Regions from separate parts of the Homo sapiens genome. Here region 2 is linked to region 1. A link is an interaction called in ENCODE POLR2A ChIA-PET data of the cell type or tissue named here. Cell type or tissue: CD4-positive, alpha-beta T cell. All regions are shown on one strand. Links, peaks and the distances in the headings refer to the core of each region. The heading gives the core; the rest is flanking DNA.

Region 1 (12,297 bases), core at 2,984-10,983:
CATCTGCAAGTGTGTAGAACAGCATAAGGTATAGCCTTCAGCCTTATCCCTTGAAGGAATGTAGGTCAAGAATGAAGAAAAACTGGATAAAATGGGTAGGGAGTTGGGGAGGAGGTGGGTGGCCCTAGGGCATAAAAGGCTGGATCTCCATGGTCTTCCTTGGGCCCCTCTGCAGCCTCCATGCTGCAAGGGCCCCACAAGCCACAGAGATGAGCCAGATTGACAGGACTCCCTCCCTCCCATTCTTCCCACTGCCTCTACTGCGTACCTGGGTGCCCACCTTTCCTGATATCTTGGCTCTGGGCTCTTGGGCTCCCACTGGGGCTGGCTGTGCCATGGAGAGGCCCACTCTGCCTATGGGGGCTGTAGGGTGTCTATAACTGGCTAACACTGATGTTACCTCTTCTTTCTGGGCCCTGCTCTGCCCCGCTGCCTGCTCGCCCTCTGCCCTGCTCTACCCCTCTGGCATGGCTGTGAGCAGACCCTGGCTCGCCTAAGAAATGCCGTGCTCGCTTTGGCCTCAACCAGCAGACGGATTGGTGTGGTCCGTGCAGGTGGGTTTGTCCCCACCATCGTTCTCCCTTTGCTTTAAGCTGCTTCCCTGACTCTGCACATGTTCCACTGGGCCTGCAGCCCACTCCTTTGGCCCCTCAGCCCACTAGCATACTCAGCAGATTGGGAGCCCAGGCCTCCTGAGAATAGTAGTAAATACTGAACACAGCGCGTGGAGAAGACCACTTGGGTCTAAGTGCAGGAGGATTGGAGAGAAAGACACAGAATGTTCCAGAAAGGAAGGACAGACTCAAGAAGGCAGCTCTGATGCCAGTGGGCCTAGCAGGTCCTCAGCAAACAGACAGCTCAGCCACCACTAAGGGGGCCTGGAGCCCATTCTACCAGGCCTCAAAGTCATTATGGCCCATGGGCTCCCTCACTTCCTCTTCAAGATGGGATCCCTGCCTGTACCATCCTGAGCCCTTAATCTGAAAAAGCAAGGTGACAACAACACAGAACCATCTGGTTGCCAGGTAGCCTTATGACTTGCTATCTTGTACCTACTGATACCAAAGGGCTGGAGAGGCTGGGGGAGAGGACCCAGGGGGTACCCTGGGCTGTCTGAGGGAAAGGGCTCATGTGTTTCACCATACAACAGAGAAATACTTGTGGGTGTGACAAGGTTTACCCAACAAGTGGTTAAAGTTTCCTCAGTCAGTTTCAGGCCAGGCCTGGCAGGGCTAAGATAGAGGGTACTCCAGGCAGTAAGGCCACTGGCTCTAAGGAACACTTGTCCAGCCTCTCAGTGTACCCACCACACTCCCTGTCCAAGGGCAAGGAGGAGTTTGGGGTGTGTCTGTGTATCCACATACATATGCACGGTGGGAAACAACCCTGTCTTCAGGGGAAGTTCTATTCCATTCATTCCATCAGAGACAAACTGGCCCAGAGAACTCAAGGATGGTAATGGACAAGAGTCACTGTCCATGTCTTCTTCCTCTAGCCCAGCTTGAGGACTGGGATGGCTGGGCAAGGAAGCCATAGGCATTGCGGCCCCTTGCCTTGGTGCAGATGTGAGTCCCACAAACACATCTGGAGAAGCTCAAAGGCCGGGACTGGGAGATGACTCCCTTGGAAGACAGGAGAGATGACTCCCTTGGAAGACAGATGACAGCCCATAGGCCTAGTGACAAAAGGCCCCTTTGCCACCTTGTGGCTGTTCTGGGAACTGCACCTGTCCTAGGTCTGGGCCAGACCAAGCAGAATGGCAGTCTGAGGACACTGACTTACCACCCAAGTCCCAGGAAGAGAGGACAAGGAATCAGCCAGGCCTGTGCAAAGGCAGCATTTTTTGGTTGTGGTGTATGACTATGAATTCACCCTCTGTTTACAGATAACTCTCTTCACTATTCCTAGGAGGAAAAAGAAATGCATTCGGTACTTACCCGGAGAAGGCCGCTGCCCCAGCCCCGTTCCTTCCGATGACAGTGCTCTAGGCTGCCCCGGGTCCCCAGCTCCCCAGGACTCACCCTCATACCATCTGCTGCCCCGCTTCCCCACAGAACTGCTTACTAGCCCTGCGGAGCCGGCACCTACATCCCCAGGTCTCTCCACTGCTCTCAGCCTCCCAACCCCAGGGCCCCCACAGGCCCCCCGCAGCACCCTGCAGAGCACACAGGTACAGCAACAGGAATCTCAGAGACAGGTGGCCTAGCAGGCACAGGACACCTGGCCGCCTCCAGGAGCCTACCCCCTGAAAGTGACAGAGACCCAGATCTCATGGAAACTGGCCAGGGGTCCTGTTAACGTCATCTCAGGGTCCAGACCCTGAAGATTTCAGAGGCTGCAGGACTTCTGCCTGAACCTGGGGTCATCGATTCAAACTGCTCCAAGTGGTGGGAATCAGATCTGTCTTGATGTGTCATCTAATTAAGGGAATCCCTTGTACCTATGGCTGCCTGCATCTATTCTTTGTACCATCTGTCTTGCCAGCCAGAAGCCTCTGCCTCCCTAGCTTTTCTGCTATAGGTCAGAGATGGGCTGAACTGAGCCTAGCTACCTTCTCTACCCATCTCCCCCATCCCCCACTGCCACACCCTCCCCATTCAGACACTTCATGGACCAAGAATGAGCTGGTTTGTCAAACAACATGTGAGCATGGTCACAAGCACAAAGCTCAAGATGACAGCTCTTCTAAGGAAATGGAGAAGCTCTGTTTATAAAAACAAAAACAAAACCAGCTGCTACTCATAAGTTGGACCAGAGGAAGCCCCTTACTATGATCTCAGGAGCTTGCAAGAAGCAGGAAGGGGAATGGAATAGGTTAAGTTTAGGCCTATCAACCTAAGCAACAGAAATAATCTGACACTACCTTATCAGGCAAATTGGGGAGGGGAGGGTGTATCTAGCTCTAGTTCAAATTATTTGGAAGTGTTCCCTGAGAAACCCACCAGCCTAAGAAGCTCTGGCCCCAGGCTTGTCACTAGCAGCTGCAGTCAACAGTTCAAAGAAGTCATGGCCCAAATCCAGTGTGCACCCCTCCCCATTCACAGAGCCTTTTTCACAATTCCATTTCCAGTTCATCTATGGCAGTCCAGCCAGCTCCTGGGCAGCTTGAGAGGGCAAACCCAAAACCTCATGACAGCCAGAGCCTGTCTTTCAGCATTCAGTCCGCCTGGCCGGCTCCAGTTTCCCCATGGGGCTGCGGGACAGAGGACCATTACAACTAGATCAAGGAGCCCAGAAAACCTCCAGTAGTGGACAACAGGTTTTCACCATAGCCTACGTTAACCCATTTTTGAGCCAAGCTTCAACCCTCAGCCTTGAAAAACAAGTCTTTAATTTAATTTTTGTTTTTTGCCTAAATCCAAAGAAAAAGGGCTGCCGGGCCAGGCGCGGTGGCTCACGCCTGTAATCCCAGCACTTTGGCAGGCCGAGGCAGGTGGATCACCTGACGTCAGTAGTTTGAGACCAGCCTGGCCAACATGGTGAAACCCTGTATCTACTAAAAATACAAAAATTAGCCGGACGTGGTGGTGCGCGCATGTAATCCCAGCTACTCGGGAGGCTGAGGCGGAAGAATCACTTGAACCCGGGAGGCGGAGGTTCCAGTGAGCCGAGATGGCGCTATTGCACTCCAGTCTGGGTAACAGGGAGACTGCATCTCAAAAAAAAAAAAAAAAAAAAAAAAGGGCTGTCCATGTATTCACACACCCCTCAAAAAAAGCCTTTAGTTCCTACTTTAGCCACTGGTTTCTCAGAATCCAAAGATCACATATTCTAGTGTAACACTGCAAGAAGTCTTGAGAAAAAGATTATTGTAGTGTTCAAAATATTTTTGTATTGTTAATGCATCATCATAGAAAAACTTTTAAACATGAGAATAAAGATACTTTTTACTGGGTTTGTTTTTCAAAGCCTGACCCTGAGGAATAAGCTGTTTCAGTAACAGAGCATGATATTCTTTCCTTTCCTTCTCCACAGTCAGGAAACTTGGAGTTTGTTTCCTATGGTACATATGTTCCCAAACCTCCAGCCTGTAGAAACCAGGGATTACACTTGTCATCTCCCCTAAAGGGGTGTGGGCCCTGCCTGCCTCACCTGAGAGCTATGCCTATACTCCCATTCCAAGCTTTGCTCTTAACCCCACAATGATGCAGGCCAGCCTGCTCCCCAGTGCTCATATAAGAATAAATGAGTTGCCAACTGCCGTCCATAAAGGCTGACAAGACAATTCAACCTGAAATAGGTACACATGACCACTAGGCTCCATTTTCCTCTGAGGGCAGAGAGAAAAGAAAACATTCCACAAGTGCATATCCTATTTCAAGGAAAACAAGAGCAAACGAGTCTTTTATAACCTATTAGCACCACAAAATCCTAAAGGAGGATTTTTTAATAGCACCCCTTCCTCCCAAAGACTGCATCTTTTTTTTTAATTATTATTATTATACTTTACGTTTTAGGGTACATGTGCACAATGCGCAGGTTAGTTACATATGTATACATGTGCCGTGCTGGTGCGCTGCACCCAAAGACTGCATCTGTTAAGACGCAAAGTATTTTTCATATTTTCACACAAGCCTTCAAGTTTGATAAATCTATTACCCACTTTTTAAAAAGTTACATACGCTGTTGGTGGACACGACAGCCACCATATCCACTTTATTTTTAGATTATTTGTATACATTTAGGGGGTACAAATGCAGCTGTGTTACATGAATATATTGTGTAGCGGTGAGGTCCGGGCTATTTTTAGATTATTTGTATACATTTAGGGGGTACAAGTGCAGCTGTGTTACATGAACATACTGGGTAGCGGTGAGGTCCGGGCTTTTAGTGTGCCTCTCACCCAAACAGTGTACTGTGCACGTAAGTAGTGTACATTGTACTCAACAGGTAGGATTTCATACCTCATCCCCCTTTCATCTCCCACCTTTTGAAGTCTCCAATGTCTATTATTCCATTCCGTATCCATATACCATGTGTACTCACTGTTTAGCTCCCTACAACCCACTTTTTACATGAGTTTCCACCAAGTACACTGCTGTCTTCCTGAGACCTATCATGAATGTAAAAGGTGTCATGAAGGCACCTCAATAGGTCAGTCAACAAGTAGATGATACATGTCAGGCAAGAAGTATTTCACATGGGACAGCCACTGGGCCACCATCATGCATTGTCATTGTCACTCCACTGAGTTCTATTTTTTGGATTTTGTGTTTAAAGTATAAAGTCATTTTCCAGAACAGCGTCTATTTAAAGTAGGCCACTGGAAGTTGTAACCCCAGACTTGCTTTTGCTTCTGAGAGAGTGCTAGAGGACACTAGCCATTCTCTGGACATCTGTCCCATTTTAAAGAATTCTGTTCTGGCTACTGGCCTAGTTGTTTAAAAAACCTACATTCTAACCAGGGCTTATGCAAGACCAGGTTGCTGCATCTGATTTGGTGTCTCACTTAGAGTACACAGGGTACCTGAACAATGCAGTCTTTGTGTATTGGCGGGGAAGTCTTTGGCAACTCTGTTTAAATCAGATCAGCTTTTTTTTTTTTTAATCTGACTTCATAAAGGAAACTCAGATCCTCCCAAATCACCCTGGTGCATTCCTGCGAGGCCAGAGGGTGACTTGAGATTGCAACCTCAAGTTCAACTGCTAATACCACACCAGTCCCCCTTCACTGCCAGCTGAGAACCAACCCTGTTTCCTGAGACATCATAAGACAAGATACCTTAGCCTCCCTTGAACATTTCCAGACAACTAGCAGACTGGCAACTTGGGTGAAAGACGTTCATCCCTCCCCTGGTACAGCTGCTCCCCATTTTGTTCTCTGTGGATATGGTGAGGGTTCAGCCCAGCAAGCAGACAAAGCCTATGTCTCCCAACGTGAAGGTGTCTACTTTAACAGAACCCCATGGATGGACTCTCTTCTGACATGTAATTATCTTTTGAATGGCTCCTGTGGTCTCCCATTCCTTCTGGCTGTGGACCCCTAACAGCTAGCTCAGAAGCACTGCACCCTAGCTTTGTTCAGTATACATAAGCCTGGCCAGGAAGGCCACAAGTAAAGGGAAGCGGAAGGGTTCTTTATATCCTGTTCCAGAGAGGAAGAAAGGGAATCAGTTCCTGCATCCGTTTCTCAGAAAACAGCACAGAACAGAAGGGGTAAGGGTAACAAGGCCATGTTAAACTACCTCTTAGGCCTATATGTCAAAGTAGAATTTAAGACCCAAATCTAGTTAATTGTATAAAAAGGCTAAGTTGGCTTTTCTTTGAGGTTCTTTGAGAGTCCTTAACTGCGACTCTCAGATCTCTTCAGAGCATTTTTTAAGCTCTTCAGGGCTTTAAGAGTTCACCAAGGGTTTCTGAAACAGCTGCCCACCCAAGCAGACCCTGGTTGTGTCAACTCCCCCAATCCCAACTTATTGTGATAACCTTGTTCCAAATCTCAAATCACCCTATGGGCATCTTTCAAATTCTGACTCCTGAGCTCTTCTCTAATAGTTTGGAGCTACTAACAAACCATTACTGGCAGTGAGCATCTGAAAATACTCAAAACGGCACCGAGTTTGAAAACAGGAAACATAGATGGTGGGGATGTTCACATACACAGTCCCTTAGAATAAAAGCCTAGCTCAGGTCAGGAAGGATTTTCAAGCTCTTAAAGATAGCATGGGATTAGGCATGTTAACTGGAAAGGGAAAACTTATGTCCTGGGGGTGGGAACTATACTATCACAAGCAGTCCTCACAAGTTAGGTCACTATTGGTAAGGGATGTTTCACTTCTGAAGACAAGATAGCAGCTGTGAATTATGCGGGAGATAGTCCAGGCCAATACTTCTTTCATATTCACCAGGGGCTCTGGACCAAGTCTTCCTTTTTCATTCAAGTGTTCTCATTCTTTTATCTGAAGCCTAGTTCTTTCAGGCATGTGCAATGTCAGGAAGCGGGGTGGGGCTTGGGGAGGGAAGAGGAAAAGCCAGGTTCCACTCACCAAAAATAAATAAATAAATAAATAAAAATTTTTACAAAGCCACTCTGGAAACCCTGCTTGAGTACTTGAGGATAGAGTACAGCTTCTCTATTTTCCCACCCCTTTCCGTAAGCTTCCTGGAACAGAAAAATCTGCAAAGCAACTGAAGAAGGCAGTTAGAGGTTGTGAAATGGTACATTCAGGAAAGAAAGGACAAATAAGAATTTTCACCAGATAGGTGGGAGGTATTCAAAGTGAGAGCACTTTAAGGAAATAAGCTGATCCTCAGTGTGCAATAAGAGGCTGCTATATAGCAGGTTGAAAATTTGAAGTTAAGAGATATCAGAAGGTCTGAATATACTTAAATACTTCCAGAAAATTTAAAGTTGACAGATATCAGAAGGTCGCAAGAACTACAGATGTGGAAGCAGACACTGTTATGAGCAACTACATTCCTCCCATAGAATGCTGCTCAATACTGGCACACAGACCAGAGGTAGCCAGCAGTACACAAGACTGCAAGGCAACAAGTACATTATCAATGAATTAGCCATCTATCACTCAAACTATGTCCCGCATTGGAAGTGTGTCAAGCAAGAGCACCTTCGACAACACTTTTCGGCCACCACTAATGATCATCTCCACTGATGCCTCAGCAGAAAGGATAACATTCAGCCAATCCTGCTTAGGTGTCCAAATGGCTCAATCTTGGGCCAAAGGACATGCTCTGAAATATTTCTTACACCATACTTCATCTTGATATGCACAGCCAGTTCTCTTACTCATTCTCTGTGACCACTGGAGGTAGTGATTTTTAACAACAGTAAACAAGAAAAAGTCATCAGGACTCTAACTGTAAAACCCCCAACATTCAAAAGACTGGTTTAGTTGAACAGCCAAAAAATAAATAAATAAAAATTAAAATTAAAAAAATTAGAATTTAGCTCACTCAAAAATTGCCCTGCCTAATGTGGGTCTGATGAATAAATGCTGATAAAATACTACTGAGTGTCAGCAAAGTACTGTGACTAATCCTGCCCTAATTTCTCTTTAGTCTATATTCTCAGGGAAATGTACCAACACCCAACCTTCTGCTGTTAGTTCCTGACTGTGCACTGCTTTTTCCTCACTTTGGCATCTGTCCACCCCCAAACAAATCCAACTTGATTCTTGAAACCAAATTAGTTTCACTTTACAAAACCTTTCGTAGCACCTTTCAGCTCTGTAGCCCCCCATTGGCTCATTAATCTGTTCTGTCCAGAAACTTTTTTTTTTTGAAACGGAGTCTCGCTCTGTCGCCAGGCTGGACTGCAGTCAGTGGCGTGATGTCGGCTCACTGCAACTTCCGCCTCCCGGGTTCAAGCGGTTCTCCTGCCTCAGCCTCCCGAGTTGCTGGGACTACAGGCATGTGCCACCACGCCCAGCTAATTTTTGTATTTTTAGTAGAGATGAGGTTTCACCATGTTGGCCAGGATGGTCTCGATCTCTTGACCTCGTGATCTGCACACCTCAGCCTCTGAAAATGTTGGGATTACAGGCGTGAGCCACCGTGCCCAGCCCAGGAACATTTTTATTAGAGTTATCCACTCCCTCCCAGCAGTATTTATGCCTTCTCTCCTGAACTACACCAAAAGCTCCCAGCTCCCTAGAGGGAAACCATGTCTAATGCTTCCTACCAAGGAGAAGCCAGGAGCTACACTTTAAGGATTCAGCCATTTTGTAAGCTTTCCCTTTGCTTGCAATCTTCTTATTCTTGACTTCTTCCTAGCTTAAAAAGTTATAGACTGGTTTCAAATCCAGATAATTGAAGATTAACTTTTCAAATCCTCAAACAACTTTGTAGGGAGAACATTTACTTGGTTGATTCCTTCCTACCAGAATGTACACTGAGCTTTAGAAAAGGAAAAATTGGTGGGTGCTGTGGCTCACATCTGTAATACCAGCACTTTGGGAGGTTGAGGCAGGAGGATCTTGAGCCCAGGAATTCGAAAACAGCCTGGGCAACATGAGGAGACCTCATCTCTATAAAAATCAATTTAAAAAAACAAAAACTAGCAAGGCATGGTAGCACACACATGTAGTCCTAGCTATTCAGGAGGCTGAGGCAGGAGGACTGTTGGAGCCCAAGAGTTCGAGGCTGCAATGAGCTGTGATCACATCACTGCACTCCAGCCTGGGGGGCAGAGGTGAGACCTTGTCTCTTAAAAGAAGAATCAAAAAGCTCTTCGGGCTACTCTGGGCACACTGCCTATGGGGTAGTCCTGCTCTGCAAGGAGCAGTTAAAAAAAATCTTCAAAAGCTAATGGTGGCAAGCAAAAGTTAAGCTTGTAAAGGGTGCTGAGAGCAAGAGGTCTGCTGCTCTCTCAATTTTCTCTTTTCTGGTGGAAAATCACCTTATATTCCCAAACTGCCTTATTGAGAGCCTAGGCAAATTAACTTAAACAAAATTTATGTTGGGATCAGAACACAGCCCATAGGATTGGTCAATTTTTACGTAAACTGAAAAATCAATGTGATTTGGAATATCTGCCTGCCCTAAGTGAGATGCCCACAGTGACTCACTGTTACTATCCTCCCTCCCCAGCTAGTTTTAAGATAAGCTCAGCATTACTATGATGTCATGTTACAAGGCTGCAGTTACCTGTCCAACCAAGTCACAATATAGTTCTTGCTTAATTCCAGGAGCTGGTGTATTCTGACAGTTGTAGAGTAAAAAGTCACAGCTATAATCCCACACAGGGAGCTACAGGATGATTTTGTGAATCTCTGAGAAAATATAAGAACTGTAAAGCAGTATCTATTTTGTATACCAAGAATAGATTAAGGCAAGCTAACACATGGCACTTCAAAAGAGTAACTTGCTTCTACAACTTAAGAATTATTAGGGCCGTGTGCGGTGGGTCACACGTGTAACCTCAGCACTTTCGGAGGCTAAGGCGGGCGGATCACAAGGTCAGGAGTTCAAGACCAGCCTGGCCAATATGGTAAAACTCCATCTCTAATAAAAACACAAAAAAATTAGCCAGGCATGGTGGCATGTGCCTGTAATCCCAGCTACTCGGGAGGCTGAGGCAGGAGAATCACTTGAACCCAGGAGGCGGAGGTTGCAGTGAGCTGAGATCGCACCACTGCATTCCAGTCTGGGCGACAGAGTGAGACTCTGTCTCAAAAAAAAAAAAAAAAAAAAAAAAATTATTAGAATTTGAGGGGGCACATCTTTAGCCTATGACAATGTTAAGGAGAAAATAATAAGCTAACATTCAGGAAGGTTTTGGTTTACTTTTAGATCACAAGTGACATAATCAATGAAAAGGTGAGAAGCCAAAGGACTGCCATGGAGTCCTTGAAAGGACTTCATCATTAAAAGCAGCACACTGCAGAAAGCAGCATGTTGTTTACAGAGGAAACCGACAAACATCCTTCAATCACCCAAATCTGCCAAATACCTTCTTCCTCTCATTCTCTTTCCTGGTGAAATAAAAGGCATTTCCTAATTAATCCCTAAGTTTACTTTATCAACAAGGGTTTTCTTTCCTTTACTACTATAACAGTAATTAGAGAAAGTCTTCATAATTCATCAGTAACCACTCTCCAAACCAAGGCTATTATCAGCTATTATCAAGCTCTCCCCTCTCATGCATTAAAACTACTCTTCTTGTTTTCATTATGCCCTGTACCTGCATTTCACAAGGACTTTTCACTTCTGTTACTTATACTGAAATTCATGGAGTAGTGCTGCTAAATACAAGTTAAATCCTGCTGTCAAGTGACTTCCAATGAAGTTCTGGAACTAATATAAAGCAGACTGCACTAGATCTATAAAACCGTAGTACCTATTTCCAACTTGCCCAAGGCCATGAAGACACTAAAACTCCAGCCTCAAGGTATGACTTAATGCCACAATATTAGTTTAGAAGAATAGTTGGGAAGTAAGAGAGTAGCCAGAAATGAGTGGAGTTTTGAAGACTGAGGTTTGGCTACTGTGATAATGAGAAAGGACCACTCACTCCAGGTGAAAGCCTAGAAAAGTTCTAGTAGATATATTAAAGGAATAGTGGGCATACAGCAGGGAACAGGAAAAAGAAAGGTAGGAAAATAATACTGCAACCAGACTGAAAAGGGCTTCTTAATACCATGTCTATGATTTATTTGGGTCCACAATGGTGAAAAATGGCTTATTTTCTCTTGGATCTCTATTAATGTAAAAGTTTAAGATTACTAGGATTTTTTGTTGTTTGTTTAGGGACTACAGAAAGTCAGGAAACAAAAATTTAAATTACTACTATATTGTCTGTCCATCCAATCTTTCTGAAAGATCTCATTATCCTTTAAATACGGATAGTGACGTTATTTACTCATATAATTCTAACTACTGCTGAGTATTATACAGATCAAGTGGTAATAACAAGCTCCAGTTTCTTAGAAGGTGATACTTCCTTTACAAGTTAAACATGGCATATGGCAGTAATCCTGGACCTTCAGTGAAGATTTGTTTGTCATAATACTGCTAAGGATACTTCTGGTTTGTTTTTGAGACAAGGTCTCGCTCTATTGCCTAGACTGGAGTGCAGTGGTGCAATGCCAGCTCACTGCAGCCTCGACCTCTCAGGCTCAAGCCATCTTCCCACCTCAGCCTCTCAAGTAGTTGGGATTATAGGCATGCACCATATGACTGCTAATTTTTTTTTTTTTTTTTGGAGAGACAGGGACTTTCTGTGTTGCCCAGGCTGGTCTTGAACTCCTGGGCTCAAACGATCCTCCTGTCTTGTCCTCCCAAAATGTTGAGATTACAGGCATAAGCCACCATGCCCAGCTGCTAAGGATACTTGAGGTGGATAAGGTTTTTGCAGAAGTTGATCTTATAATAGCAGGAATTGGTAGATGAGACAATTCAGCTAGGACTATACACCGCTACCTTCCCCACTAAAACCAGGACAAACAGAAAACAAGCTTATCTCCTGAGAGAGAGAGAGAGAGAGAGAGAGAATTTTAAATAACTCTTTACAACGTAAAAACCATTTTTAGCTCAAAGACTACAAAAACAGGCTATGGGCCTGATTTGACCCACACATTATAGTTTCCTATCTCTGGTACAGACAACAAATTGGAATTAAGTGAGACAACATATGGGACTTTATTAAATAAGGTGAATTTGGGACAAATGAAAGGTGAGATGAAGGCAAACTACTGTCAAGGGATGATCTGAGCCTGAACAACTCAGTGAATGTGAAGAGAAAACAAGATTACATGTGAATATAGATGTTAACTGGAAAAGCAAGGAGAAAAAAAGGGAGCACAAGGAAGAAAAAAAAATCAAAATTTGTGAGCCATC
Region 2 (12,297 bases), core at 2,763-10,762, 81 kb before region 1:
TCACCAGACTGAAGTGCAGTAGCACAATTAGAGCTCACTGCAGCCTCAAACCCCCAGACTCAAGCGATTCCCCCTCCTCAGCCTCCCCAGTAGCTGAGACTACAGGCGCATACCACCTGTACTAATTTTTTTTTTTTTTTTTTTTTTTTTAGAGACAGGTTCTCCCTATGTTGCCCAGGCTGGTCACAAACTCCTGGGCTCAAGTGATCCTCCTGCCTCAGCTTCTCAAAGTGCTGGGATTACAGGCAAGAGCCACTGTGTCCAGTCCATGAATTTTTCATATAGACAATCATGGCATCTTGAATATAAAATTGCAATTTTTTTCTTCCACTGTAATTTTGGGCAAGTGATTCTCCTGCCTCAACTTCCCAAAGTGCTGAGATTACAGGCGTGAGCCATCATACCCAGCTGACTGATTATTGTTTTTTTGTTTTTTGGGGTTTTTTTTTGAGAGAGAGAGAGTCTTATTCTGTCACCCAGGCTGGAGTGCAGTAGTGCAATCTTGGCTCACTGCAACCTCCGCCTCCTGGTGCAAGCAATTTTCATGTCTCAACCTCCCGAGTAGCTGGGATTACAGGCATTTGCCACTGCACCTGGCTAATTTTTGTATTTTAGTAGAGATGGGGTTTCACCATGTTGGCCAGGCTGGTCTCGAACTCCTGACCTCAGATGATCTGCCCACCTCGGCCTCCCAAAGTGCTGGGATTACAAGTGTGAGCCGCTGGGCCTGGTCTGATTATTGTTTTAAGATACTATGTTTTGGGGGTGATTTGTTACTAAGCAATAGATAACTGATACAAGGGATATAGAACTAACATAAAACTATTCAATTTTTCTGTAACTTCTTTTTTTTTTTTCCTTTTTTGAGCTAAGGTCTGGCTCTATCACCCAGGCTAGAGTACAATGGTGTGATCTCAGCTCACTGTGACCTCTGCTCCCTGGGCTCAAGTGATCCTCCCACCTCAGCCTCCCAAGTAGCTGGGACCCACAGGCGTGCACCACCATGCCCAGCTATTTTTTTGTATTTTTAGTAGAGATGGGGTCTTGCCATATTGCCCAGGTTGGTCTTGAACTTGTGAGCTCAAGCAATCTGCCTGACTCAGCCTTCCAAAGTGCTGGGATTATAGGCATGAGCCACCATGCCCGGCCTTAGTTTCCTTTTTTATTTCCTTTTTTACTACTTTCTTCAGGCTATCCTGTTACTCTTTTTCTAATTCTTGAACTGGATACTCACCTTATTAATTTTTAGTCTTTTTCTTTCTCTAATGTATTCTTTAAAGGATATAAATTTCTCTCTAATCATTGTTCTAGCTGATTCCAAAAAAAATTTATATGATGTTTTAATGATCTTCACTTCCAAATGTTTTGTAATTTTCTCTGTGGTTTCCTCTTTTCCCTATGAATTATTTAGACACACATCCAAATATAATGGGATTATTTTGGCTATCTCTTTGGTTTTAATTTTAATTTTTTTTTTTTTTTTTTTTTTGAGACAGAGTCTCACTCTACCATTCAGGCTGGAGTGCAGTGGCACATCTTGGCTCACTGCAACCTCTGCCTCCTGGGTTCAAGTAATTCTCCTGCTTCAGCCTCCCGAGTAGCTGGGACTACAAGCGTGCGCCACCACACCCAGCCAATTTTTGTATTTTTCGTAGAGACAGGGTTTTGCAATATTGGCCAGGCTGGTCTCAAACTCCTGGCCTCAAGTTATCCACCTGTCTCAGCCTCTCAAAATGCTGGAATTATAGACATGAGCCACTGTGCCCTGCCTCTTTGGTTTTAACTTCTAGTTTTATTTCATTAAGATGAGATAATATAGTCAGTATGATAGCTATTCTTTGATATTTGTTAAAATTTGCTTTATGAATTAGTTCAGGGGTCATCAAACTTACTTTTTCTGTAAAGGGCCAGATAGTAAATTTTTTTTTTTTTTTTTTTTTTGAGACGGGGTTTCACTCTTTTGCCCAGGCTGGAGTGCAGTGGTGCCATCTTGGCTCACTGCAACCTCTGCCTTCTGGTTTCAAGTGATTCTCCTGCTTCAGCCTCCCGAGTAGCTGGGATTACAGGCCCCCGCCACCACGCCTGGCTAATTTCATATTTTTAGTAGAGATGGGGGGTCTCACCATGTTGGGCAGGCTGGTCTCGAACTCCTGACCTCATGATCCACTTGCCTCAGCTTCCCAAAGTGCTGGGATTACAGGTGTGAGCCACCGCGCCTGGTCGATAGTAAATATTTTTATCTACTTATTTTTTTGAGACGGAGTCTCGCTCTGTTGCCCAGGCTGGAGAGTGCTGGCTAATTTTTGTATTTTTAGTAGAGATGGGGTTTCACCATACTGACCAGGCTGGTCTCAAACTCCTGACCTTGCGATCCACCCACCTCAGCCTCCCAAAGTGCTGAGATTACAGGCATGAGCCACCATGCCCGGCCGATAGTAAATATTTTTGACGTTTTACAGTCTCTGTTGTAACTATTCAACTCTGGTAGTAAGGTGTGAATGCAGCTATAGACAATATATAACAAATGAGCATGTCTGTGTTTATTTTGTTTTGTTTTTGTTTTATTCTAGCCTGAAAATCACTGTCTTTTAAATAGTCTACTCCATTTACTTTTACTGTAATTTCTAACATAATTTATACCTGCTACATGTGTTAGTATATTGGTTAGCTGCTTTTGCAGTGAAATCAAATTAAAAGTGGCTTAAACAAGATGAAATTTTTAACTCTTACATAAAAGTCCTGGCTAGTGTGATAGCTCTTCTCCACAAAATTATCGGGGGCCCAGTCTCTTCCTTTCTTATTGCTCTGTCATCTTCAATACACAGCTTCCATCTTTTGGTGTGAGATAGATGATGTAGCTCCTGTTATTACACCTGAATTCCAACCAATTAGAAGAGGAAAAGGAGAAAGAGAAGGGAATAGAAGAGAATTTCCCCGTTTAATGGCAACACAGAAATTGCAATGTCACTTCTGGTCACATACCACTGGCCAAATCTATCTGTAAGAGAGGCTGAGGGATGTATAATAGATTTTAAATCTGCTTGGCAAAAAATATCCATTCCCCTGCTAGAAAGGGAGAACAGATATCTAGGGTTAAGTAATAAATTTTGCCACATCTGCCATTCTAGTTTGTATTTTTTGTTTATAATGTGTTTTCTTTGCTTCTTTTTCCCCCTCTTTTCCTGCTTTTGATTGTTTTGATCAAAAGTTCTTTTTTTTTTTTTTTGAGACGGAGTTTGTTGTTACCCGGGCTGGAGTGCAATGGCACAATTTCAGCTCACTGCAACCTCTGCCTTCTGGGTTCAAGCGATTCTCCTACCTCAGCCTCCCGAGGAGCTGGGATTACAGGCATATGCCACCATGCCTGGCTAATTTTGTATTTTTAGTAGAGACAGGGTTTCTCCATGTTGGTCAGGCTGGTCTTGAACTCTTGACCTCAGGTGACATGCCCACCTCGGCCTCCCAAAGTGCTGGGATTACAGGTGTGAGCCACCGCTCCCAGTCAGATCAAATGTTCTTATCTTTATTTTCCCTAGCAGGTTAGAAGTTACATATTCTAAAAAAAAAAAAAAAAAAAAAAAGTTATATATTCTGTTTTTTATACTTTTAGTAGTTGTCTTTACATTTTTAACTTATAGAATTGTCTTAATAAAGTCCAAATATGAAATATTAATGCTACCTCAGAGGCAGATCCAGGTTTTATGGGATCTGAAGCTTATTCAATTTGGAAGCTCTCTTTTTTAAAAAAAGAAGAAGGAGGAGGAGAAGGAGAAGGGGAGGCGGTGAGGGGGAGGGGGAGGGCGAGGGAGGAGAGGGGGAGGGAGAGGGAGAGGGAGAAGGAGAGGGAGAAGGAGAAGGAGACAGAAATTACTCTTGCAGCTTATACTTCCCTAGCTTCATGATCAGTTCACTTTCTGTTACACTCTCTTCCAAAACAACAAAAGAACCTTAGAATGCTTCACTTCAGTTGGGCATGATACCTCAGGCCTGTAATCCCAGCACTTTGGGAGGCCAAGGAAGGCGGATCACTTGAGGTCAGGAGTTCAAGACCAGCCTGGCCAACATGGTGAAACCCTGTCTCTACTGAAAATAAAAAAATTAGCCGGTCATGGTGGTGTGAGCCTGTAATACCAGCTACGTGGGAGGCTGAGGCAGGAGAGTCACTTGGACCTGGGAGGTGGAGGTTGCAGTAAGCAGAGATCGCACCACTGCACACCAGCCTGGGCGACAGAGGGAGACTACATCTCAAAAAAAAATACAAAACAAAAACAGAATGCTTCACTTCAATTACTCTACTCCATCTTCTTAATTATTGTTACCTATCAGTTTATTTTTTTTTCTCATTTTAAACCCTCCCAATTAGTTGCTATCATTGTTGTTGTTTTATACACAAGGATTATGAGATTTACCCAACATATATTCTTTTTCCCCTTAGTATTGTGTCTTCCGTTCCACTCCTATCAGTTTTTTTTTTCTTTTTGAGGAATACTCTTCAGCAATTTTTTCAATGAGGGGATGTATGTGAAAATGTTTCTCAGTGCTTTTTTTTTTTTTGTCTGAAACGTCATTATTTTGCACTCATTCTTGAACAACACGTATTTTAGTTTAGAATTTGGGGAAAACAATTATTTTCCCTCAGCCCTTTGAAGATATTATTCAGATCTCTTTTGTTGCTAATGAGAAGGCTGTTTACTTATGATTTCTTTGTAGGTAATTTTTCTTTTTTCTGTGGTTTCTTTTAGGATTTTCTCATTGTCTTTGGTGTCAAGAAGTTTCACTACAACGTGGCTAGGTATAAAGTGATTTATATTTTCTCTGTTCGGAAACCACTGTGCCTCTTCAGCCTGAGGAGTCACAGACCCAACAGTTCTGGAAAATTATTAGCTGTCAGCTCTTTGCATATTGCTTCTTCCCCATTCTCTCCATTGTCTTCTGCCGAAATTAATAGTAGAGGTGTTTCTTCCACTTACTCTATCCTCTGTGCATCTTGGTCTTCTTTTCTCATTTCTTTTCAGTGTTTTAAAAATCTCTAAGCTGAATCAGTACACTTATCTAAAGTGAATTTAGAACAGAAAAAAACTTCTCTGGGAGGTGACTGTGTGTGTGTGTGTGTGTGTGTGTGTGTGTGTGTGTGTGTGTGTTCACGTGCGCCTTTTAGTAAAAGCAAAGTTTACTTAGTAGCAGTCCTCTCTGGGAGTCCCAGCAAGACTCCCACCCACACAGCCACCCCCCATGTTTTACTGTGCTTTCAGAAGAAAAAAAATGAATGTTAAAGAAATCAGAAGCACAAAATGAATTACAGTAATAATCTGCCAAATTAGAAACAAAAACTTCAAAGGATCACCAGAGCTGACTAGAGATAAGGGAAATTTTTTTAGTGTTCTCTAAACCTTATGGTGCAGGATGGAGGGGCCCATTTCAATGGGCTATAGTCCCAACCCTCTGAATAAATCCTGGGAGAACATAGTTCTCAATACTTCTCCACCAGCCATCACCTAATAATTCAGGAGTGTTCTTAATCAGAGGAACATATGAAGGTGGAGCAGGGCAGGAGGAAGGAATGATGATCCCCTCAGAGGTGAGGGGTCTCTCCCATAGCCAGCTGATCACCACCTATTAGGAAGGAAGCTGAATGTCTGACAAGTCCTGGAAGCTTCCTCTACCACCCAGGCCTCCTGAATGGCATCGAAGAAAGGTTGAATCATCAGACCCGGAGCCTCTAGGAGACCACACTATGGCCTTTGGGGAGTGAGGGGGTCTCACTCCTGCTTCTCAGCGTTTCTCTTTATTTCTCTACCTTTGAGGGTTCGGGTTGGGTTAGGGCTGGTTTGCATGCTGATGGATGTGTCAAAAGTGTTTGAACCAGAGCAACTCCATCTTGAGTAAAATGAGGCTGAGACCTACTGGGTTGCATTGCCAGATGATTAAGGCATTCTAAGTCACAGGATGAGATAGGAGGTCGGGACAAGATACAGGTCATTGAGACCTTGCTGATAAAACAGATTGCAGCAAAGAAGCTGGCCAAAACCCACCACAACCAAGATGGCGACAAGAGTGACCTATCTTCATCCTTACTGCTACACTCTCACCAGCACCCTGACAGTTTACAAATACCATGGCAACATCAGAAAGTTACCCTATACGGTCTAAAAAGGGGAGGCATGAATAATCCACCCCTTGTTTAGCATGTGATAAAAAAAAAACAGCCATACAAATGGGCAACCAGCAGCCCTCTGCTCTGTCTGTGAAGTAGCCATTCTTTTATTCCTTTACTTTCTTATTTTTTTTGGAGGTGGAGCCTCGCTCTGTTGCCCAGGCTGGAGTGCAATGGCGTGATCTCGGCTCACTGCAACCTTTGCTTCCCAGTTTCAAGCGATTCTCCTGCCTCAGCCTCCCGAGTAGCTGGGATTATAGGTGCCTCCCAGCATGCTCGGTTAATTTTTTTTATTTTTGGTAGAGATGGGGTTTCATCCTATCTAGTCACCCTAGTCCAAGAGCTAGGCTGCTGTCCGTGATCTGCCCATCTCGGCCTCCCAAAGCGCTGGGATTACAGGCTTGAGCCACCACGCCTGGCTGAACTAAGGTTTTATCTAAACAACATTTATTTTTAAATACATGATTATGGCGTAGAGTATTAAACATTTCAGAAACGCCTAAGATAATCACAGTCATCCTTTAATCCCAGCACCCAGAGAGAACCACTACTAAGAATGTGTTGTCTTATTTCCTTCCAGTCTTTTTTCCATACAGGCTTATATAGTTATTGGTTAACAATGTCAAGAGCAATTTTTTTTGTTCATAGTAAATATTCTATGTCATCATTACTCATGATTTGAAGTCTCGGATTTTCCCCAATGCTGTCTGGCCGGTGGTAAACTATTAGTTTATTAGTGAATATAATAATCTCTACTGCTGAATATTCCCACGGTTTCCCAGTTCTAAGCAATGCTCCAATGCGTCATAGCACATACCTTTTTGCACGTATCTGCGATTATTTTCTAGGCAGCAAGGAGGTGCTGGATCAGAGGTCTGCACAGTTTTAAAGAACTTGTACAAATTTATTGCCAAAATGGCTCGTAGGATTTTCACAGGAAACCGGTCCAAGCGTCACCATCCCCAGCCGCTTCCCAGGGGCGTAAACCCCGCCCAGCAGAGGAACCTAGGGGTGGGGGCTCTGACGTCCCACCCTGAGTCCCGAGGGGTGACCAATCTTTCAGGCAGTGTTAGGGGTTAACCCAACACACCTCGACCCCGCGACCCCGGAGGCGGATTCCCCCGAGGGGATCCTCGGCCCAGCCTTCCTGGGGGATGAATTTACAAAGAGTTCCCAGCGGGTGCCACCCTCCCCTTCCCTTGGAAGGCGCTCAGCCACTGCCAAGGTGCGGACGCAGCGGGGGCGGCGCCGTGCGGGAGGGGGCAGCCAGCGCGGCCACTTCAAAGCGCCGCGTGTAGGGCGGCAGGGGAAGGGCTGGACTTGGAGGCCCACAAAGGGACTCGCCCCTTCCCCCCAACCCTGGGCCCAGCCGCGCCAGCTGTGCAGGTGGCGACATCCTCCTCGCCCAGCCTCGGGGGAGCGCCCTTCTCCACGCCTCCAACCCACCCTGTCATTCCCACCTAGAGACCCTCAGCCTCAGGGCTCTCAGCCTCCGGCACTTTTGGCTGCGTGTGGTAAATGCAGATGACCAGCTTCACCCAGACCAAAAGTAACACCTTAAGCTTTTCCACCACGCAGAATTCCCCTTAGCCTTGACTTTCGTTTTTTGGGTGAGGGGTGAGTGTCTTGAAAGAAATGAGAAGTTAAGTTTTGAGTCTGAAAGAATTAAAATTCTCTGCCCCCACCCCCACCCAGTTCCAGTATTAGTGCGGAGTTGGAGGGTGGCTGTGGGTTGAGGGGTGGGGTGCTGGATCCTGGACACAGCATGGCCTTGCCCTTAGCCCTTGTGGGCGGACCTGGGGTCTGCGAAATGCTGACATAATGGTCACAGATCCACTCCACCCCTCCTGCTTGGGAAGGGAGAAGCCAGTCTCCCCTCTCTGTACATGCTCCTCTGTGGTGGGCCTGTCCCAGGGTAACCCCTGGATAGGAGGCTGGAGTTTACCCCCAGGGCTCCTTTGGCATCTGAGGTTGTGTGGAAGTTGTTTCTGGTAGTGGAATCCAGTCCCCCACAGCAGCAGCGATGCAAAGGGGTTCTCAAGTAGCTGAGCAGCTCGCCCTAGGGTCCAGCCCACCGATTCCAGGGAATGCAAAGGCTAGTCCATCTTGCAGACACCTTCTAAGAACTTCATCTCATTATTTACTCAACAGGGACTGTTAGGCACCTACTATATATTAGATGTTGGGCTTACAACCATGAACAATAACCAGTCAAGAGAGACAGGACTTTATACGTTACCCAACCAGAGAGAGAGGGTACCCCAAATATTACTGCCCAGGATTAAAACTGGAGCCAGACTCTGTCCCACTGAAGGGGCAGGACCTGCTGCAGCTCTCAGGAGCTCCAAAGGAGCTTCCATCCATCTCACAGGATTTGTGGTCACTTTGTGGTAGGTAACAGAGCCTCCTTCCCACCTCCCTTCGCTACCTGCAACAAACAGAGGAACCTGCAGTTGACGGGAATCCTCTTTCTCATGATCAAGGTGGCTGATGTTCATGGACAGCACACTGGGGGGAAAGGACCAGGAGTTCTGTGAACTGCAGGGTGACACAGCTCTGCTCTGGGCAGAAACACCGGACAAATGCCCATTGGGTCTGACCATCAGCCTGCAACTGGACCATCCTCAGGTGCAGAAGTGTCCAAGCCACCAAGTAAGCCCAGGAAGGGCAGTAAGTCTTTCTGGATGGTCTTTAGTTCCAAGGGTCCCAGCTCCAGGTTCCTCCTACCTCTGCCCCAGTGATGGTCTCCTCCAACCCCATTGTGACCTCCTGCAGTCCAGCTGGGAACAAAGAGAACATCAGGGTCTTGAAACCTCAAGACTTTTAGAAGACCTTCTCTGGGGATGTGGTCTCCCGTTGTTTCTGTTATGAAAACCCCAGAGCACTTCCCAATCATGTTGTGTAAACAGCTCGCTGCCAGCCTCAGAACCCTTCATTTAGCTCCAAAGGGAAGAATGGGGTGAGTCGCTCACTGCACGGGGGTGGGCGGTTGGATGCCAAGAAAAGGACAGTCCTGCAGGCTATGTCAAGAGTCAAGAGGTCCTAGGCTTTTAGGCCTAGCTGGAACATCTGACCCGGCAGCCCTGTTAGCCAGACCTCTGGACCCATCACCAGTGCCCTGAAGCCCCTGCCTCCCAAAGGGATGCCAGGTAGGGCACCTACCTCTTAGTAGAGGGAGGGGCCCAAGATTAATTCTCCTTGAATATTGTCTTCCTAGGATGATGTGACTCTTCAAGTAAGTAGAGGCTGAGCAGCTAACACCCTGAGGCAGCAATTCCCAAAGTCCTTAAACCAGGGGCATCGCATGGGAACTTGCTAGAAATGCAAATTCTCAGGCCTCATCCCAGTCCTCCTGAATCAGAAATTCCAGGGGTCTGGCCCGCCAATGTATAGCTTAAAAACCTCTCCAGGTAGTTTCCATACCCAACAAAGTTTGAGCATCACTGCTGTGGGTTGAGGAAGACATATTATTTTACCCTTTACTTGAATACCTCCTCTGATGCAGACCTCATCGCCAAACAAAACAGCCATCCTTGAGTTGAGCTAAGCTGAGTCACACACAAGGATGTTTGCTACAGTGTTGCTTGTCATGGTGACAATCTGGAAACAATGTGAATGTTCATCAGAGAGAGGATGGCAAATAACCCATGGAATACACACTGGAGAATACTAAGCAGTCATTTAAAAAGAAGGAAGTAGGTTTATATACATTGATGTGCAAAGATCTCCAACATGTACCAGTAGCTGAAAAAGGAAGCTGCTGAATAATACATATAACTCAGACTTGTGTGTGTGTGTGTGTGTATATCCCAAACAAAATTATTTTTGTATCTACATACTTAACAATGAAAATGCATTTAAAAAAGACTGGAAGAAGACACATCCAACCAATAACCCTAAGTGGGGGACAGAGATGGGAGAACTCTAGCTTTAAAAATGTTATGTTTTTTCCCATTATTTGTATTATATATGTCACTGAAAGTCAGCCTAAGAATGAATAAAAGCTGGCTGGGCGCAGTGGCTCACACCTGTAATCCCAGCACTTTGGGAGGCTGAGGCGGGCAGATCATGAGGTCAGGAGATTGAGACCAGCCTGGCTAACATGGTGAAACCCCATCGCTCCTAAAAATGCAAAAAATTACTTGGGCGTGGTGGCAGGCACCTGTAGTCCCAGCTACTCGAGAGGCTGAGGCAGGAGAATGGCATGAACCCGGGAGGCAGAGCTCGCAGTGAGCCAAGATCCTGCCATTACACTGGGCCACAGAGCCAGACTCCATCTCAAAATAAATAAATAAATAAATAAATAAATAAATAAATAAATAAATAAATAAAAGCTTTGAAATGACATCTACTTTGAAAAAGGACATTAAACTTGGGAGCAAACATGCTAGCATGGGGGTGTTCTGTGACCTCATGTCAGACACAGAGCCTGGGTGGGAGTTGGGCCCCAGGGAACTGACCCTGACTTACCAATGCGAGATCACCCCGAGAAGAGGGAAGAGGGGCTCACAGTGTAAGTCCAGGGCAGAGGTTTGGTTGCCAGGTAGCAGCTTACAGGCCACCAGTCAGGCCTGGTCAACCAACCTATGAGGTACCCGTGGCAGCCTCACCCTTCCCAGGCCTCTTCTCCTCCAGGTTTAGCCCACCCAGCCCCAGTCACTCAGTGGTGGGAGGACCACTGGCTTCCCTTTCCCAATAGCACTTAGAGTTTTAAAAAGAAACCTGAAGAACAATGCTTACCCTGCCCTATATGGGATCATGTACTGATGCAGGGAACTCCAAGCAGATGAAGGGAGATTTGGTATTGATGGTCCTCACATGTGCCATGAAGACATCCACCACCAAAGGCTCCTTTGCCAGGAAAACCTAGACAGAGCAAATGGCACAGTCATGGATGCCACACTGACTGCCCCAGACTCCAGACCTGGGTCCTAGCCCTCCTCTCTACTCATAACTTTGCTCAGTGGTACAGCTCGTCCAGCCATTTGGACTCTCAGCAGGCCACAGAGCTTTTTCATACACTATGCACACAGTCTGGATACACTATTCACACTATGATTTGCACACAATTCACATGCTATTCATACTACCATCGCTGCTACTATTCACAGTACTGGCCACATACTAGTTACACTCCTATGCACATGCTATTTATATACCATTTGCACACAGTTCACACTACCATTCACACTTCTATTTGCACTGTTTGCACACTATTCATGCTATTACTATTCATACGATTCACACTGCTATCTGCATGCTATTCACACTGCCATTCACACTATTCACACTGCAATTCACAGTGCTATCCACACTGCTTTTCCCACTACTTTCACACTGCTATTTACAATACTATCCACACACTAGTCACACTCCTGTTAGCACACTACTCACACTACTATTCAGACTACTATTCACACACTATTTACACTGCTATTCACATGGTTATTGACACTATGTTCACAATACTTTCATACTGTTATTCACACTACTATTCATACACTACTCACTACTATTCACACACTATACACGATACTGGTTTTTTGTTTGTTTGTTTGTTTTTTGTTTTTTGTTTTTGAGACAGAGTCTCGCTCTGTTGCCCAGGCTCGAGTGCAGTGGCGCAATCTCGGCTCACTGCAACCTCCACCTCCCGGGTTCAAGTGATTCTCCTGCCTCAGCCTCCCGAGTAGCTGGGGCTACAGGCGCGTGCCACCAGGCCCGGCTAATTTTTTGTATTATTTTAGTAGAGACGGGGTTTCACCATGTTAGCCAGGATGGTCTCGATCTCCTGACCTGGTGATTCGCCCGCCTCAGCCTCCCAAAGTGCTGGGATTACACGCGTGAGCCACCGTGCCCGGCCCTTGCTACCATTTTCATACTATTCACAATACTCTTCACAACACTACTTATGCACTACTGAGCTTGCAACACTCTCTCTCAAACCCTCTCATGGTTTTTTTGTTTTTTTGTTTTTGAGATGGAGTCTCCCTCTGTCACCCAGGCTGGAGTGCAATGGCATGATCTTGCTAACTGCAACCTCTGCCTCCCGGGTTCAAGCAATTCTCCTGCCTCAGCCTCCCAAGTATCTGGGATTATAGGCACATGCCACCATGTCTGGCTAATTTTGTATTTTTAGTAGAGAC

The links. Peaks named below come from ENCODE experiments on the same cell type or tissue, not always from the same donor. Only the 100,000 strongest peaks of a DNase experiment are listed, where the experiment ranks them.
Region 2: POLR2A ChIA-PET joins it to region 1 with 26 read pairs; 8 of 35 experiments call an interaction of 5 or more read pairs at or near these places.

The regions. Positions count from the first base shown.
Region 1 is chr5:134,144,316-134,156,612 of GRCh38, forward strand. It overlaps TCF7 (transcription factor 7), which reads left to right. Exons shown (of 10, transcript NM_003202.5): 10 at 1,909-3,895. The coding sequence ends at 1,988. SKP1 (S-phase kinase associated protein 1) reads right to left here. Exons shown (of 6, transcript NM_170679.3): 6 at 4,620-12,297. Among named protein-coding and RNA genes, the nearest start is that of SKP1, 26 kb to the right of the region's middle. RefSeq lists enhancers at 1,421-1,500, 1,611-1,660. In CD4-positive, alpha-beta T cell, for the core only: CTCF peaks have their summits at 4,309 and 4,574; a DNase peak (open chromatin) is centred at 4,156; H3K27ac peaks cover 2,114 bases.
Region 2 is chr5:134,063,871-134,076,167 of GRCh38, forward strand. It overlaps a transcript of VDAC1 not described here. Among named protein-coding and RNA genes, the nearest start is that of TCF7, 45 kb to the right of the region's middle. RefSeq lists silencers at 7,308-7,367, 7,448-7,567 and an enhancer at 8,038-8,137. In CD4-positive, alpha-beta T cell, for the core only: CTCF peaks have their summits at 7,097, 7,502 and 7,701; DNase peaks (open chromatin) are centred at 4,807, 5,171, 7,061 and 7,461; H3K4me3 peaks cover 1,276 bases.